Regions from separate parts of the Homo sapiens genome. Here region 2 is linked to region 1. A link is an interaction called in ENCODE POLR2A ChIA-PET data of the cell type or tissue named here. Cell type or tissue: Caco-2. All regions are shown on one strand. Region 1 overlaps SLC4A8 (solute carrier family 4 member 8). Region 2 has its middle 36 kb from the start of SCN8A.

Region 1 (5,000 bases):
GTTCTCCCCATCAAAAGGACAAGTTTTCTCTGGAGGTTGTACAACTTTGATGAAAAAACTGTCACGGGAACAGGCAGTACAGAGAGAACATTTCACATGCTGTCTCAGGCATCAGAAAGTTGCTGTATCATAGCCTTCAACATTGCAGGGGATGCTGCAGAGATTTCACAAAGGCTTTTGAGCCAAATGTGGCTTCTCATTAAAGCTATATTGGATACTGGACATGAGCCTTCCTCTAATGAAACTGAGCATCAACACTAATTAGAAAACCATGGCCAGGTGTGGGTCCAACTCCTAACACACCAACTAGTCCCCAGGGGAAAAAGGAAAGCAGGACACCACATAACGGTTATGTGGGGAGCTGGGGGTGAGGTGCAGAGAAAGGAAGAGCTGAAATAAGGTAAACTGGACAGAGTGGGTCATCCAAAATGCCTCTTCTTTCCTTTCCCCTTCAGCTGGGCTTTTATATAACTTTGATGTTATGAACTCAAGAGTATGTCACAGGTGTGTTCCTGTTTTCCCTCTTGTTTAGATGAAACCACCAGGCAGAAATGGGTATAAATAGAATAGAAACAGTAAATATTGGAAATGGGGTAAAAATAGGGTTTTGTAGCCAAAATGAGTTTTTAAAACTATTTGTATTTTATTTTCTCTTTAAGTTTTGTATTTATTTGTATTTCCAGGCAGTTGTCAAGAATTAACGCACTGAACTGAGTACATCACATTCTCAAAGAACAGGTTACTTGTTAATATTTATATTGGACTTCACCGTGTTCAAAGCACTATCTCCCATGTAGGCAATTAGATCCTAATGATATCCCTGTAAGGTAGGACAAGTATTAGTATCCCCACTTTTATTTACCAGATGAGGAAAGTGAGGCTAAAGGAAATCAAGTGATTTTCCCCAAGGTCTGACAGCTAGTGAGAGAGTTAGGACACAGAGCCAGGTCTTCCCACACCAGGCTGCCCCTCACCAATTTCCCTGATCACACAGCATGGCAGTTCTTACCTTCCAGCTCTTCTTTTTCATAGTGAATGTTGAGAATTGTACTGGTCCCACCCTGATCCACCACAGCTTCTTCATCTGGTCTCTGTTTAAACACAAATAAGTAGTCACAGTAATACACATACCTCGTTCAAATATACAAACCTTGTGTATGCCAGATCCTTTTGAGATACTTACGGGGGAAACACAATTGTTTACCTGTATTTTTACATGTGAACTTCACAATACCTTTTAGATGCAAATATGGTAGCCATTATCTTTCTCATTTTATAAATGAGCAGACTGACACTCAGAGAACATTAAGTAATGATGGCCCAGGGTCACAAATGTCATAAAAGGCGGAGCTAGGACTGAGCCTAGGTCTTTTAAAAAAAAAAAAAAACAGAGAGAGAATGGGTCACCCAGGCTATATTGCAGTGATACAATCATAGCTCACTGCAGCCTTGAACTCCTGGGCTCAAACAATTCTCCTACCTCAGCCTCCAGAGCAGCTGGGATTACTAGGACGTGTCATGAGCCCAGGTCTTGTGGCTGTAAATCTCATGCCTTTTCCACCTCCCCACTCCATCTATACCTCTGTATAACATTTTGGCATTTTGCAAGTGCTGTGAAGCAAGTTGTCCCATTTGGTGTAGATTGGTCTCCTTGGCCTCTTTGCAGCATTTGGGCCTGTTTACCACACGCTGTCCTTGAAATTTTCCATCCTGCTCCTCTTATCAGGCCTCCTCTGTCTCATCCTTAGTCTTTTTCTTCCTCTAACCATAATTTCCAAGAAAGAGCTCTCTACTCTTTGTTTTCCTCACTTAAGACTTACAATTTCAACTGCAGTCTGAAACTGTGGTTCAGTAATTGATAAGCCACTAGGATGCCACACCTCAAGAACCATGTGTCTAAAACCCAACTAACTTTCCTTCCAAAACTAACACCCTGTGCTCATTTGTTTATTCCTACCAATGGCACCATCATTTATTAGCCCACAGGTGAAATTTCAAAGTTACTTATTCATCCATTCCACATGTATGAGTGCCTACCATATGCCTTCAGGTAGCTAGTTCCCTTTTCTTACCAAGTCTTTCTTCCTTTGCAATTTCTCTAAAAAATTAATTTTCATCTCTCATCCACTCTTCCCTACATGCTCCAACCCTTTAAATCATATTAGGCATTTCTTTCTTTTTTTTTTTAGTTCTGGAACCACACCCACCTTCTTTACTTAGTGCTGCTGTCTCTTCCTGGAACTACCATTCTCTCCCTGCCACTCCCACCACCTGCCCCCACCTTTGATGATGATCAAAGAGATGATGATCTCTTTGATCTCAGCCTCAACACACTTACTTGGAAGCCTTTCCTGATTACCCACTCCGACTTCCAAACTAAGCTAGGTCCACCATTTATATACCCTCATAGCACACTGCAATTCTCTTAGTAATAAAATGTCTTGGCCGGGCATGGTGGCTCACACCTGTAATCCCAACACTTTGGGAGGCCAAGGCAGGTGATCACCTGAGGTCAGGAGTTCAAGACTGGCCTGACCAACATGGTGAAACCCCATCTCTACTAAAAATAAAAAAATTATCTGGGTGTGGTGGTGCGTGCCTGTAGTGCCAGCTACTCAGGAGGCTGAGGCAGGAGAATCACTTGAACCTGGGAGGCAGAGGTTGCAGTGAGCTGAGATCGCACCATTGTACTCCAGCATGGGCAACAGAGCGAGACTCTGTCTCAAAAAAAATAAAAAAAGTCTCCTCTGTTCCTTGAGGAAGAAGGAACTATGTCCATCTTCCTCACCACTGTATCCTAGCACCCAGCACAGACTTTTCACATAACAGTGCTCTATAAATCTTTGTTAAAAGAATGAATACACAATTCTCAAAAGACAAACAAATAGTCAACAAATATATGAAAAAATGCTCAACATCACTAATCATCAGGGAAATGCAAATCAAAACCAAAATGAGGTATCATCTCACTCCAGTTAGGATGGCTATTATCAAAAAGACAAAATATAACAAATGCTGGCAAGGATATGAAGAAGAAAGAACCCTTATACACTGTTGGTGGGAATATAAACTAGTACAGCCACTGTGGAGAACAGTGGAGGTTCCTCAAAAAACTACAAACAGAACCACCATATAATCCAGTAATCTCACTACTGGGCATTTATCCAAAGGAAAGGAAATCACTATATTAAAGAGACATCTGCATCCCCACGTTTATCGCAGCACTATTCATAATAGCCAAGATATGGAATCATCCTAGGTGTCCAACAACAGATGAATGGATAAAGAAAATATGGCATATATACACAGCAGAATACTATTCAGCCATAAAAAGTATGAAATCTTGTCATTTGTGGCAATATGGATGGAACTGAAGGACATTATGTTAAGTGAAATAAGCCAGGAACAGAAAGTTAAACACTGCATGTTCTCACTCATATGTGGAAGCTAAAAAAAGTTGATCTCAGAGAAGTAAGAAGTATAAGAGAGAATATTAGAGGCTAGGAAGGCAAGGGGGAGAAGTGTAGGGAGAGATTTGCTAAAGGATAAAAAATTACAACTATATAGGAAGAATAAGTTCTAGTGTTCTATACTATAGTAGGATGACTATAATATAGAGTTTCAAACAGCTAGAAGGAAGATATTGAGTAATCTCAACACAAAGAAATAATAAATGTTTTAAATGATAGATATGCTAATTACTCTGATCTGATCACTATACATTACATGTATTGAAACATCACCATGCACCCCAATGAATATGTACAATATTACTTAAATATTACTTGTCAATTTCAAAATAAAAATTAAACGTTTTAAAAGAATGAATATAATGGCACCTATCCTATCAATACCCTGAATCACAAGACCCTGAATTATTTCAAAAAAACTCTTAGCTGATTTCCCTGGCAATCTATTTCCCTTCTCAAACCTGCAACTCCAGCCAAGCTGACTGATCCCGAGAGCACTGTGCACATTCCCACCTTTATGTCTTTGCTCATATTGTCAGGTCATCTAGTCATCTAACATGCCATTTCCCCAAACTCTCCAGCACATTAAATCCCCACGTCTCCTGTATTAGTCCATTTGCATTGCTATAATGGAATACCTGAGACTGGGTAATTTATTAAGAAAATAGGTTTATCTTGGCTCACAGTTCTGCAGGCTGTACAGGAAGTGTGGTGCTAGCATCTGCTTCTGGTAAGAGAGTCAGGAAGCTCACAATCATGGCAGAAGGCAAAAGGGAAGCTGGTGTATAATATGGCAAGATGGGGGCAAGAGAGAGGGGAGGGCCCAGACTCTTTTAAACAACCAGATCTTGGGTGAACTCAGAGCAAGAACTCACTCATTACTGTGAGGATGGCACCAAGACATTCATGAGGCATCTGCCTCCATGACCCAAACATCTCCCACCAGACCCCATCTCCAACATTGGGGATTACATTTCAACATATTTGGTGGGGACAAATAGCCAAACGATATCACCTTCCTTCTAGATCCTGCTCAAGTTTCCAGCTTACTGTTCCAAAGTTACTATTTTGTAGTTATCATCTATGCTCCCAAATAAGACAACTCTGAACATAAGGCAATTCATTTTCCCAATGGGAAGATTGAAATAAAGTTTTTGAGGCCAACTGGAATAAACAAACTTTTAGGGAAGTAAATAAAATAGTCTAATATCTACTTAGGATTTTTATGTATTAAATTAGCTTTATAGACATTTAAAATTATATATTATTACTACCATGGAAAAATCTCCAAAATATAATATTAAGTTTAAAAAGCAAGATGGAGAAAACTGTATAATTTGCTACCTTTTATCTAACAAAGGGTGTTGGAACATAAGTGTTTGCTTACATTTTAAAACAAATAGGATGACTGCAGTGGCTCATGCCTATAATCCCAGCACTTTGGGAGCCCAAGGCAGGTGGATCACTTGAGGTCAGGAGTTCGAGACCAGCCTGGCCAACATGGTGAAACCCCATCTCTACTAAAAATAC
Region 2 (5,000 bases), 120 kb before region 1:
TAAACACTGTAATCTCAGTAGCTAAACATAATAGAATTTTATTTCCCATATAAACACGCAGGGCAGCAGGAGGAACGGGTGTGAAGTGGCTTTGCTCCACGCGGTCATTCACTAACATCGTGGATGTGGACATAATAATAAGGACTGGGTCTTTTTGTTTTAAACAAGTACACACACATACATACACACAAAATTCTGTTTTTTTTGTTGTTGTTGTTGTTTTGAGACAGAGTCTTGCTCTGTCACCAGGCTAGAGTGCAGTGGCATGATCTTGGCTCATGGCAACCTCCACCTCCCAGGTTCAAGTGATTCTCCTGCCTCAACCTCCCAAGTAGCTGGGATTATAGGCATGCGCCACCATGCCCAGCTAATTTTTGTATTTTTAGTAGAGACGGGGTTTCACCATGTTGGGCAGGATGGTCTCCATCTCCCGACTTCGTGATCTGCCTGCCTTGGCCTCCCAAAGTGCTGGGATTAAAGGCGTGAACCACCATGGCTGGCCACACACACACAACTCAACCGTCTCTCATATTTTATACAAAAGGTGGCATAGTATACAATGTCTTCTGGGCCTTACTCATATTCATTTAACAATACAGCTTAGAAATCTTTCCATGTTCATATATAAACAGCCTCCTTATTCTTTGTTATAGCTGCATAGTATTCCACTCTATGGGTGTTTTGTAACTTATTTAACCAAGGACTGGCCCTCTCCCCAATGCCTAGTATAGTACCTGTTACATAGGGAAGGCACTTTACAAATATTTGATAAATGAATACCTCCACCCTCAAGAAGGTGGTATGCAATAAAACATATAAACATAGACATGAAAAAAAGCCAGGAGCAAAATATATTAACATTAAACAGAGGTAATTTCTTTTTTTCTGAGACACTGTTTTGCTCTTGTTGCCCAGGCTGGAGTGTAATGGCGTGATCTCGGCTCACTGCAACCTCCGCCTCCTGGATTCAAGCAATTCTGCGTCAGCCCCACAAGCAGCTGGGATTACAGGCACGTGCCACCACGCCCAGCCACTTTTGTATTTTTTAGTAGAGACGGGGTTTCACCATGTTGGTCAGGCTTGTTTCAAACTCCTGACCTCAGGTGATCCACCCACCTCAGCCTCCCAAAGTGCTGTGATTATAGGCATGAGCCACCGCACTCGGCCCAAACAGAGGTAATTTATTTAAAAGGTAGTTATTCAGGCAACAAGTCGGATATGATGTCTAAGAGCCCAGCTTCTAGAGTCAGACTTACCTGTGTTGGAATCCCAGTTGTACTGTCCACTTAGGTGTATGACCTTGGGCAAGTTATGTACTCTCACTGTGCCTCTGTGTCACCCTTAAATGGGAATAACCAATTGGGATAATGCAGATAAAGCACTTAGCACAGCCCCTGGCACATCCCCAGCGCTCAATACAGGTCAGATACTATTATGAGATGGGACTAACAAGAGGAATCTCATGGAGGTATGTTTGGATGAGGAAGGAAGAAAGTGGCACAGATGTTACAAAGAAGTCAATGGGAAGGAACACCATGAGCAAAGGTGTAGAGATGGGATCCCCAGGGACTATGGGGACTATGTGGGAGACACCATCAGATCTGTGATTGGGGCATAGACAACCTCCTGGGGAGAAATGAAAAAATGAGATTGGTGAGATGTGGACTTTGATAGCAAACTGCAGTGTGTGCTTAAGACCACTGTAAGTCAGAGGAATGACATGTCATTATCTCTGTTTAATAAGCAGTATTCAGGATGGATGAGACAAGAAAAAGACCAGAGAGTGGGGAAGGAATTTAATATTGGGTTCCTACTTTGCATTGATTTTGGCATGTCACAAAGTTTATCTTGTTTCATCTTCACTCAACTCTATGATGCAGGTGTTATTAGCCTTATTACAGAAATAATGAGGCTTGAAGAGGCTACTTATATTGTCCATGGTTGGAGAGCAAGGAACTGGTAAAGTTAAATTTAAACCTAAAGTTGTCTGACTCCAAAGCAGAGGTATGCTGGAGCTGACTTATAAAGGCTTGCAAGACCTGATAGTTAAAATTTCAGGAATTTTGTGAGGGTTTTTTTTTTTTTTTCCCAAGACAGAGTCTTGCTCTATCACTCAGGCTGGAGTGCAGTGGTATGATCTCAGCTCACTGCAACCTCCACCTCGCGGGTTCAAGTGATTCTCCTGTCTCAGCCTCCCAAAATGCTGGGATTACAGGTGTGAGCCACCACACCCGGCCTGTGAGCATTTGTTAAACACAGCCACTACTAAAAATTAAATGATGTAAACTTACAATTAAGTAAGTTGTATTTAAAACAAGGTAATAAATATTCAAAGTGTATCATTTCTTAGTTATTATTACTACCTTTGACTATTGTCTGTGCTCCTAAGTTGACTTACACCTCTTCCATCTACATGGTAGAAACATGATATATCACTGTGCTGCTGAACATCTCTTCCCAACTCCACATCCAATAAGGTCACAATCCTAGCTTGAAATTGGCCAAGATAAGAGTATTTACAATGTAGCAATTGGCACATGTTACAAATTACAGCTTGGTTTGGCATAGTGTGGATTAGCTAGAGTTAAGAAAGTGGTAGGAAAATGTTAATAATACAGATTTTTAAAGATAATCTTTATTATTAACATTACAGATTAAACTTGAAAGTGTGTAATGTCTATAGATTAAACTTAAAAGTCTGTCATGTCTATAGCTGTTCCATTTTGCATAACACAAAAACGCTGAAGAAATAGTCTTCTAGAATTAGAAAACTGTTAATCAATTCAGCAAAGTCACTCATGTCGTTGACAAGTGAGTGAAGTTCCAATATGTCTTTTCTCTTCCACTTTGATTTTATTTATTAATGTAAAAAAAAATCAACCAACATTCACATCAGAACTGTACTCATTTGTCAGTTGCAACTATAGGTTAGTTATGGATACAGATTTCAGGAAAAATATCAACAAAAGCATTCTGTGAGAATCAAATGGCTATATGGTCATTTACAATAGAGCATTACATACAGACATCCTTCCTATTCTTGTGCTTTGCAGATATCATGTTTTTCACAAATCAAAGGTTTGCGGCAGCCCTGCATCAAGCAAGTCTACTGATGCCATTTTCCCAAAAGCATGTGCTCACTGTGTGTCTTGGTGTCACATTTTAGCAATGCTCCCAATTCTCATACTTTTTCATTATTATTATATCTGTTATGGTGATCTGTGATCAGTGATCTTTGATGTCACTATTGTCATTGTTTTGGGCACCAGGACCTGCACGTAGATAAGATGGCGAACTTAATCCATAAATATTGTATGCCCTGGCTGCTCCAGTGACCGGCTGTTCCCCCATCTCTCTCCCTTTCCTCAGGCCTCCCTATTTCCTGAGACACAACAATACTGAAATTAGTCCAGCTGATAGTCCTACAATGTCCTCTAAGTGTTCAAGTGAAAGAAAAAACATTCCTTTCACTTGAACGTCTCTCACTTTAAATCAAAAGCTAGAGATAATTGAGCTAAGTGAGGAAGGCATGTCAAAAGCTGAGTCAGGCTGAAATCTAAGCCTTTTTCACCAGTTAGCCAAGTTGTGAATGCAACAAAAAAGTCATTGAAGGAAATTAAAAGTGCTACTCCAGTGAACAAATGAATGTTAAGAAAGCTAAACAGACTTATTGCTGATATGGAGAAAGTATCAGTGGTTTGGATAGAAGATCAAACCAGCCACAACATTTTCTTAAGCCAAAGCCCAATCCAGAGCAAGGCAATAACTCTCTTCAATTCTATGAAAGCTGAGAGAGGTGAGGAACCTGCAGGAGAAAAGTTGGAAGCTAGCACAGTTTCCTTAAACTCATGAGGTTTAAGGAAAGAAACCATCTCCAGAACATAGAAGTACAAGGAGAAGCAGCAAGTCCTGATAAAGAGGCTGTAGCAAGTTATCCAGAAGATCCAGCCAAGATCATTGATGAAGATGGCCACACTAAACAACAGGTCTTCAGTGTAAAGAACCAGCTTTCTATTGGAAGAAGATGCCATCTAGGATTGTCACAGCTAGAGAGGAGAAGACAATGCCTGGCTTCAAAGCTTCAAAAGACAGGCTGACTCTCTTGCCAGGGGCTAATGTAGCTGGTGACTCTGAGTTTAAGCCAGTGCTCATTGGCCATTCTGAAAATCCCAGGCTCCTTAAGAATGATGCTAAATCTACTCTGGCTATGCTCTATACATGGGATAACAAAGCCTGGATGACAGCACATCTGTTGACAGCATGGTTTACTAAATATTTTAAGCCCACTGTTGAGACCTACTGCTCAGAAAAAAAAAGATTATTTTCAAAATATTACTGCTTATTCACAATACATGTGGTCACCCAAGAGCTCTGATGGAGATGTACAAGGAGATTCATGTTGTTTTCATGCCAGCTAACACAACATCCATTTTGGAGCCCATGAATCAAGGAGCAATTTCAACCTTCAAGTCTTATTATTTAGGAAATGCATTTTGTAAGACTATGGCTGCCATAGATACTGATTCCTCTGATTGATTTGAGCAACATAAATTGAAAACCTTCTGGAAAGCATTCACTATTCTAGAAGCCATTAAGAACATCTGTCATCCGTGGAAGGAGGTCAAAATACCAACATCAACAGGAGTTTGAAAGAAGTAAATTCTAACCCTCATGGATGACTTTGAGAGGTTCAAGATGTTAATGGAGGAAGAAATTGCAGATGTGGTGAATATGGCAAGGAAACTAGAATTAGAAGTAAAGCCTGAAAACGTGACTGAATTGCTGCAATTTCATGATAAAAACTGAACAAATGAGGAGTTGCTACTTAGGATGGATGAGCAAAGAAAGTGGTTTGTTGAGATGGAATCTACTCCTGGTGAAGATGCTGTGAACATTGTTGAAATGACAATAAAGGGTTTAGAATATCCCATAAACTTAAGTTGATAAAGTATTGGCAGTGTTTGAGAGGATTGACTCCAATTTTAAAAATTTTACTGTAG

What was found. Peaks named below come from ENCODE experiments on the same cell type or tissue, not always from the same donor. Only the 100,000 strongest peaks of a DNase experiment are listed, where the experiment ranks them.
Region 2: POLR2A ChIA-PET joins it to region 1 with 5 read pairs; 3 of 35 experiments call an interaction of 5 or more read pairs at or near these places.

What each region holds. Positions count from the first base shown.
Region 1 is chr12:51,436,799-51,441,798 of GRCh38, reverse strand. SLC4A8 (solute carrier family 4 member 8) reads right to left here. Exons shown (of 25, transcript NM_001039960.3): 2 at 1,010-1,091. Among named protein-coding and RNA genes, the nearest start is that of SLC4A8-AS1, 14 kb to the right of the region's middle. In Caco-2, no CTCF peak of the experiment used is centred here; a DNase peak (open chromatin) is centred at 2,288.
Region 2 is chr12:51,553,093-51,558,092 of GRCh38, reverse strand. No RefSeq gene overlaps it. Among named protein-coding and RNA genes, the nearest start is that of SCN8A, 36 kb to the left of the region's middle. In Caco-2, no CTCF peak of the experiment used is centred here; no DNase peak of the experiment used is centred here.